2 separate regions of the Homo sapiens genome follow, and region 1 is linked to region 2. A link is a contact called in ENCODE Hi-C data. All regions are on one chromosome and are shown on one strand. Each heading gives the region's core, a stretch centred on a gene start or an enhancer-like site at or near the end of the contact. The rest is flanking DNA. Distances are from core to core; before and after follow the strand shown. Region 1 overlaps LOC124904186 (a long non-coding RNA gene). Region 2 has its middle 250 kb from the start of LINC01753.

Evidence for each region. A loop is a pair of places that touch in the nucleus more often than their neighbours do. Pooled maps may share reads with other maps.
Region 1: a map of gastrocnemius medialis shows a loop between it and region 2 (2.5-fold over the local background). The contact joins two enhancer-like sites. A Hi-C loop is called at or near these places in 2 of 168 maps with a recorded cell type or tissue (gastrocnemius medialis and psoas muscle) and 1 of 50 pooled maps.

Annotation. Positions count from the first base shown.
Region 1 is chr1:56,254,342-56,258,704 of GRCh38, reverse strand. All of the region lies in intron 1 of LOC124904186 (a long non-coding RNA gene), which reads left to right. Among named protein-coding and RNA genes, the nearest start is that of LINC01767, 160 kb to the left of the region's middle. Within about 2 kb of position 2,749, at least 17 of the 41 ENCODE cell types and tissues checked have a DNase peak (open chromatin) inside an H3K27ac peak, as active enhancers do; they include gastrocnemius medialis and psoas muscle, where a contact is called at or near this core.
Region 2 is chr1:55,693,640-55,697,747 of GRCh38, reverse strand. No RefSeq gene overlaps it. Among named protein-coding and RNA genes, the nearest start is that of LINC01753, 250 kb to the left of the region's middle. Within about 2 kb of position 1,412, at least 8 of the 41 ENCODE cell types and tissues checked have a DNase peak (open chromatin) inside an H3K27ac peak, as active enhancers do; they include gastrocnemius medialis and psoas muscle, where a contact is called at or near this core.

The DNA.
Region 1 (4,363 bases), core at 1,500-3,999, 560 kb before region 2:
GCAGGGAGTAGAGGCTCAAAGTGGCGCTGTGATCCTTGCACAGGCACATCACCTGCTGCTGTGGGAGAACATGTGATGTGGGCAGCTCACCAAGCAAATGAGAGGCAAAACAGGTGCTGGCTGTCTTAATTCCAGAGGCTCTAACGCAGTCTCCTGCTGACTGAATCCTCTTCTCTGAGCCCGTTCATTCACTGTCTCTGCCAGCTGTTTCCAAGTGTGAACCCAGTGGAGACCTTTTCAAACTGTAGCCATGAAGCAGGTTGCATGAGGCAGTTCCATCTCCTGGCAACTGTCTCCATAGACACAGCCTGGTTTCGGTCCGCATCCCTTACCTAGGTAAGTACAACCCTTTCCTAACTGCTTTCCCCATTTCATTTTGGTCATACACTACTGCTGGAGCAACATTGGTAAAAATATTTACTTTAAAACCCTTAACCATCACTCAAGACCTCATCCACTCCAGGCTCACACTGGGGAGCAGGGTTTTCATTTCTCTCCACCTATCCTTACCTCACAGTACTGGCTGAGGGATGTGGTCTTTCCAAAGGATCTTGGAAGGTAAACAGTCCATTCGCCCCTCTGGATGCTTGAGGTTCCCTTTTGGAATCAAACGGAGCCATCCGAAGATCAGTGAACTGTGCAGAATCAAGCTGCGTTGTGTCTTCATGGCCTCTGTCCCTCATTGGGACACCATTGTGAATATTGTTGACTATATCACACAGTGCCTCCTGTGTGAAGCCCATGGAAGAAATTCTTTTAGAATTATCCTGGGGAAATAATTATGGATTGGCTCTCCTTTGTGCTTTGGCTGCCAGGAAACTGGAAGTCACACTTGAAACTGTACCATCGCAGCAAGTGAGACTTTATGGTCTGGGCTTTTGGGCTCTGTGTTCTTTCCCCACGTTAATCAATGATTCTTATGTATATTTTCTCTCATTCTCACTCTTTATGCTAATGAACCCAGTCATAGGATATAATTGAAATAAGAAATAAAGTGTCCGGTATTATAGAAGTTAATTTGTGAAGTAATAACACTTATTGAGTAATTGCTATGTGTGAGGCATTGTTCTAAGTCCCTTACATGCATTTTTCCATTTAATTTTCACACAAACCTTAAGTGGTAGGTGATATTATTGTCCCATTTTTACAGATGAGGAAACTGAGGCATGAAACAATAAGTGATTTGCCCAGTGTTATGCAGCAAGTAATTGCCAAGGTCAGACTTTGATGATGGGATAGTTTGACTCCAGAACCTAACACCTGAACCATTAGGCATTAAGCTTCCCAAGAAACAAGAGAAATGGGCATAGCCTAATTAAACCTTAGGTATCTTGTCTTTGCTTATAAGAGAAATGAGATGTGGTGTAGGTAAGAGGTTGCTAAGGTTGATGTACACATAGGAGCAACTAGAAAAGTGACTAGATCTGAGTGAGGCATCAGGCTCTGGAAGACCCCACTATGTTTCAGTGTGTTCTGGAATGGGGACATCTGTGAGCAGAGCCAGGGATTATTTCAGGTCAGGTAACTTTATCATATATATCCTACCTGCCTCTATAACTTAAGTTTCAGTCAGGCCAATTATTTTCAGTTCCACAGCCCTGCCAGCCAGCACACCCTCTTGCCCTGGGTGTGAATACGCTGCTCCTCTTTCACGTCCAGGCTTAGCCTTGTAACCCAGTCCATTTTTCAGGAAACAGCTCAGAAATCCCAGGGGTGCTTTCTTGGGTTAGATGTCCTGTCACAGTCCCCAAAGTTGCAAGTTGCTGTGTTTTTCTTTTCAACAGCGCTGAATGTACTATTAAAAAGGCCTGTTTATTGCTCTGTTTTCTCTTGTAGAATCTGAGATTCTTGAGGCCATGCAGCATGTTTTATTCTGCATTGCATGTTGGAGTCATTATGTTTGTTTGTGTGCATAGACTCTGCATGAAGATTTGTGAGGCAGAAAATCGTATCTGCTCTGTACTTCTATTTGCATGAATATTCAAATTATCATACAGTGTTATTTTACCGTGTGTGGTCTCACTCAGGCCTCATTGTGAAATAAAATAGTGTATAAACAAGCAAGCAAGCAAATAAACAAATACATGCAACTCAAATTTGCATAGTGCTTTATAGTTGAAATCATTTAATATCAATTATCTCATTGGTTATAACACTCTCATTTTGCATGTGAGGAAAGAGACTGCTCAGGATTGCTCAGCTTATAAGATAATTCAGGGCAGGCTCAAATCCAGAACAGGGGCTTTGGATAACACAGGTCCTGGGCATAAAGCCTGACCTGACCACTTGAGGGCCTCTTTGAAGTTTAATTTTCTCATTTCTAAAATGGGAATAATAATAGAACCTAGGGTAGCAGTGCAGATCCAGAGAGTTATGCTAAGCACAAAAGCTGCATAAATGATTGGTGAATACATTAACATACAATTTAACTCTGTAGAAAACTTCGCAACAAATGCCAGGTTGTAAGAAAGCACTGCAATTCCTTGTGTGTTCCTGACCACTCTCATTCTTCCTCCCAACTTTCTGCTCATTCACTTCCCTCTAGATCTTGCAGTTACTAAAGAGCCTTAGTTTTTGCCACGTGTACATTATTTCATAATTCTTGGCCTTGTTTTCGATTCCCACTCTCCCTGAGCTTGGTCTCCAAGACTTGTTCTTTTGCTGAGTTGGAAAACTTCCTTCTCCTCTTGCACAACTTCTCTGATTCCACAGCTGTGACACTCCACCTGGCAGGGAGCTCTGCTGTGGACACGGAGCTCACTTGGGGGCCTCAGTCAGGAACACAGAGGCCTCACTGCCTTGACGCAGCAGAGAACACCTTCCTCTGATTCTAGGAAATGCATGAGAAGACCTGCATTGTTTCAAAGCCAACATTTTTCAGGCATTGGACAATTTGATGGTGGAGTTCATTTCCCGCTTCCATCTGGCCTGGTTCAATTTGATCTGTCAAGTATCCTTGGGGCCAGACAGATTGCCAGATTGGGTAATTTTCTCAGAAAAGAGCTATAAAGATGAGGGTTTCAGATGTGCTTTCAGCATGAATCACAAGCTGCAGGCACCAAGGCCAATATGGAGCATATGTCCATCAATGAGGATGGGGGCAAAGCAAAGTGGGAAATACATGTGACATCCTTGGGGCTGCCACAGTTTAAAGAAGAGGTCTGCACCTGTGAATTTTTAGTACTTTTAAAAGGTATTTCCATAACCCTTTAGATTGAATTCACCTTGTTGTTCATTCAACAAAGAATTATTGAGCCTTGAAACAGATAGATATGGCCCTGACAGTCTAGTTGGAAACATTGGCCTGTAAAGTGACAAGTAAAATATAGTGTGATGAGGGCTGTAGTGAGGGAAGCCCAGAGAGTTATGAGATGCTGTGTGAAAGGCCCTCCATCCAGACTTGGTGGGGGTCGTGAAGATGGAGGTGACAGGTGGCAGGGAAGACTTGTCAGAGAAGTTTATCACTTAGCTAAGATCTAAAGAATGAAAGGAAATTAGCTAGTTGAAGAATAATCCAGGAAGAGTAATTCAGGGACAAGAAATAATATGTGTAAAACCCTGGAGGTGAGGGAGCATAACATGTTTGAGAAACAAACACAGTTTCTGAGTGGGACTGGGGTGTAGGCAAAGATGAGGTGAAGACAAGAGAGAGATGTGGGCACTCACTCCCAACTTTTTCCCTCTTTTCCCTTTACTAAAATATTTGCCTGAGCAAAATATGCTCAGGAATATACGTGTTAAAAGAGAAATTCCTTACACTCATAGATTTAGAAATTCTTAAAGTTCGAATGGGACTTTAAAAGCTACCCATTCAGAAAGGAGGCTATCTTAAAGGTGAAACATCCATAAATAAAGAGGCAGCTCAGAACGTTCCTGGGTATGGCAGGATTTTGCAGGATTTGGATCCCAGGATTTGGGCTTATTACTAAGCCATTGTATGAGGCCCTAGCAGAGCCAGAGCATGAACTGCTAGGAGGGGTTTGCACGTAATAAACCATACCTGCTGTTCTTATATTAACAATCAGGGTTAGCTGAACTGCAAGTTCAAAAGATTTACCAACAGGCTATCTGGCTACATAATTTCAATAACCCCAACTACTCAAGCCATTTGGGACTCCATCAAAGGGTACCTACCAAGTGTAACATGGTTCCTAACTTCCTGGGACCTTTAATAGCTATCTTATTCCTACTAATCTTTGGTCCTTGTTTGTTTAGCTTCCTTGTAGTTTGTGTCTTCTAGGTCGCAACAGTTCCATGTCAAAATGATGGTCATGCAAGGATTCCAATTAACTGCTGCCTTGGATTCAGACTCTTTTGATGACCCCTGCTGGGAACACATAAACCAGGCAGACAGAGATTTCCA
Region 2 (4,108 bases), core at 163-2,662:
GTGGCTACTGTGATAGTGCAGAAGAATAATGATCTTGGGTTAGGGATGAGCAGGAGAGAGAGAAAAAGGGAAGATTGGACCAAATACTGGAGATGGAAAATTTTGTGAGATTAGATGTGACAGTGGTAAGATAGAACAGAGTTGACTGTAGCAATGAGTCAATCACTTTTACCAACAAGGTGCAAGAATAGAAGGGTTGGGGAACTCTAAATCAGTACTTCTCAATCCTGCCGGCCTGTTAGAATCACTGGTACATTTTTATAAAATACTACATCTAGGACCCTCTCCAAATTGATTAAACCAAAACTTCTAGAAAAATATGTGGGTATTGGTGTTTTTGAAAAGCTCCCCAAGAAATTCAAATGTGTAGTCTGTATTGAGAACCACTGCCCTAAAGCATACAACTCTCATCAACCATCTCATCAACCTCCTCACTTTATGAATAGAAAAACCTGGGTCCTGCCCAATGTCACGCACTTCATCACATTTTCATTTCAGTTAAATTTTGTTTGTGTATCTACAGTGTGTCAGGAACAGGGCTATCTTACTGGAATCTAAAGTTAGCAGAGGATCTAACAATGACACATGGGGTGCAGAAATCTTGGGAAGGAGGCAGGACCACAACTCTGTCCCATGCGATAGAGTGAAAAGGAGGAGATTCTAGAGTCAGACCAACCAAGGTTCACTTCCTGGTTCTGCCCCTGTGAGGTCTTGGGCAAGTCACTTAAACAATGAGAGTCTTTTTAAACTCATTGCAAAGTGGGAACAATAGTGTCTACCTAGTGATGGTGTAGAGAGGGTTAACCAAGAGACTGAACAGAAAGCCTACAGAGGACATGAGAGGCACTTGAAAATTATTAGCACCTTTTAAGCAGTTTGAGGATGATTAGAGCTTGGTCTGGAAAATAACTCTGCAAGTGAACTGGAGGCCTTGCTGGCTGAGCTCCATGGGCCAGGGGCATATGAATTCACAGCATGATGAGCTATGATGATTTCAATTCAGGTTTTCCTAATGAAATGACATCTCTCTAAGATGACCGATCCCAGGAGAGAGCCCAATCTAAATTTAGAGGGTTTCAGAGTTCTTTTGAAAGCCCAGAAATGTGATCTATCTTCAGGCTTCATAGTTTCCAAGATCATCTGCAGTAGCCAAGCAGACCCTGGCGTTATCTCTCACTACATTTTGAGCCGTGAGTCACCGCGTCCATATAGTCTGTTTTGGGGCCGAGAGAGGCACTCCACTGGAGCCCCTCTCCCTGGAGCCCTCCAGCTTTCCACGATGATCAGCTGTCATTAGGAGAGGATGTGAGTGATTAGGAGCTTGCACATGTGCGTGTCAGTGCAAGGGACTCACTCATTCCCTCTACAAGAATCACCAAAAGCAATAACAAAGCTATGAGTGGCCTGGAGTGTGACATGATGCCAAGTAATCTGGGCCCTGGATCCCCAGGCCTGATTCACGATCATAACAAGCACACATCTTGCTTCCTTTGTAACTTTCGCCAATGAATATCTTGCCTGAAGCTTCCCAGTCAGAAAAAATAACTTTTATCCACAGGGAGAGGATTTCAGCTCCTTAGGGAAAAAAAAATTCAGACTAAAAATGTTAAAAAAGCAAAGCATCTCAAAAGTGATACATGGACTAAAAATGACATATATCTGGAGAAGGATAGAACAAATATATATTGAGTGCTTCTTAGGTGTCCTGCATTGAAATGATATATATGAAACATCACAATAAATTAGTTACCTCTCTGAGTACTAATTTCTTCATCTTATAGCTCTATTTTTATTGTATACCTCTAAGTTTGTCTTGAATTATAAAAATATTCGATAATAATAAAGAAAATGTATTAACCATGTACTCTGTGCCAGGTACTGTACTAATTATATTGAAAACATGCTAACACTGAATACAACAATACTCCCATGAAGCAGGGGTAGCCTAGAGAGATTGCACAAATGAGGAAGCCGAGGCTTCGAAGAGAGACTCATCCATCAGATGTCACATAGTAAGAGCGGAGCCAGTACAGTAAGCTGCCTGACTCCAAATCTCTTCCCCTGATAAATGCAGAAACGATAACTATGTAGCACTCTAATTTTTCTAAGCCTCAAAGTGGCAAATCAAGGGCTTCAACATGGGGTTTCCTGGCTCCAGGTCCACTGTAATTTCAATCTTTTTCCTTAACATGGCCTATAAAGTATGAAGCAGGGTCAAATGGCCAAGGAGGCTGGGCAAAGCTCTCTAAGGTTTCAGGGTGTTTAGGAGTCTCCTCTGGGGAGTGGCCCTTGGAAACATGAAGGCAAATAGGCCAGATCAGAGCTCGTGATGTAATGAGACACACTTCATAAATGGCAGCCCTGTACCAGGCATCTTGTCCTGCGCCATCTCATTTAGTCATCACTGCAATGCTATGAATTAGGTACAATTTTCTCTATTTTAGAGAAAACGGAGACCCACAAAAGTGGAATGATTCATCCAAGGTCACCTAGCTGGAATGTGACAGAGTTTCTATCAGAACAATAATTTCGTATCCATGTTACTGAAATTCCTTGAGGTCAGAAGCATATTTTGATATATTTATTTTCCTAGCACTTGTCATGGTGCCTGAAACATCCTCAACAATTGGAAGTTTATGTTTCTCTTTGACACTAACAATATTCATTCAAGAATATGCCTGGCATTATATTAGATGCTTTATAACATATCATTTTGTCACTGTTCAGAATAAGCCCATGAACTAGGTTTTAGATATACTTTTAAGAGGGTGAAACATAGAGAGACTAAGGTTAGGTCATTAGTACAAGATGCATGAAGAACTTAAATCCAGGTCCGTGCAACTCCAATACTGTGTGTTGCCCAAATCTGTGCACCTCTGCTCCTTGGAAGAATGCTGTGATCAGGTCTGACCCCTGGAACTTCCCAGTACCCACATCCTAAGTGCACTCAGCAGTCTGCCTCCATTGGCACTGTTCTGCCTCACAAAATGAGAACCCAGAGGATTCAAGGCAGGAACTGAGTTTGCCAAAACTTTCCAGGCTGTCTTAGTGTTCCTAGAGTCTGAAGTAAGAGTTATTGGAGCTTGGTGCTCCTTGTAAACTATTTTTATACCTGGAATGTGTTGGGAGCCAGCTGGCTGCTGCCACAGCTCAGATATCACCTGGCGCTTTCTTCTAAACTGGAGGAATAAATCACGTGGACAGCCAAGCCAGACTGTGTCTGTCTGGGTCTGTATCTGATAAGAAGCACTTGGCAACAAGTGAGCTGTATTTCATTTTCTGCAGAGCTGGCTATGTAAAAGGCATCAGCCAAGGGGATAAGAATCATCAGATTGCAAAACAGGAAGGTCCATCCAACCTCCCACTCTACAGGTAGAGCAACAGACCAAGAGCCTCAGGCTGACATATTGAGTTGCAAGATATGGAAATACATTCAGCTGAATGGAGAGTGCTGTATTGAAAATAGGGAAGGGAATTTTATGGAATCCACTTACAGGACAGACAACCAGAACACACAGAAACTGGGAAGTCCTCCCCCAGTGTTAGACATAGAGATACAGAGCTACAGAGACCAGCCTCATCCATGCCCTTGCCGGTAGCCCACATTCCATGATTAAGCAAGGTAGGGGATAAAGGCACAGTCCTTTCAACCTTACAATGAGCAACTCTGATGGGCAAACTTCACCCCAGATCACCTGCTGGGTTGGGTGAGGCTTTGTCAGGCCCCTAGGATGGCTTAACTTCTCCCTCTATCTAGTATTTCTTTTTCCAACTTCCTTTTCCATGTGTTGATCCTTAATAAACACCATGCACCCCAAACTCTAAGTATCTCCTTTGGACAACCCAACCTGCAAAACCCTGACTCTCTCTGGCCAAATGGTATTTTCTTTCTGCATTTCTTGGTTTGTCTGCTCTATTCAACAGTTCTCTTCCTTGTGAACTATCTTAGACTTTTCTTCTTGGGTATAACCCATCCTGGGACCCTCCATAAGGCCTACTCAGCAGCTGTGGCAAATTGTATTTTCCAAATTGACTACAGCAACATTTTCAATTCTACAAGTTCTTCCAGAAACTGGCCACCCCATATCAAGAGGCAGAGTCTATTTCT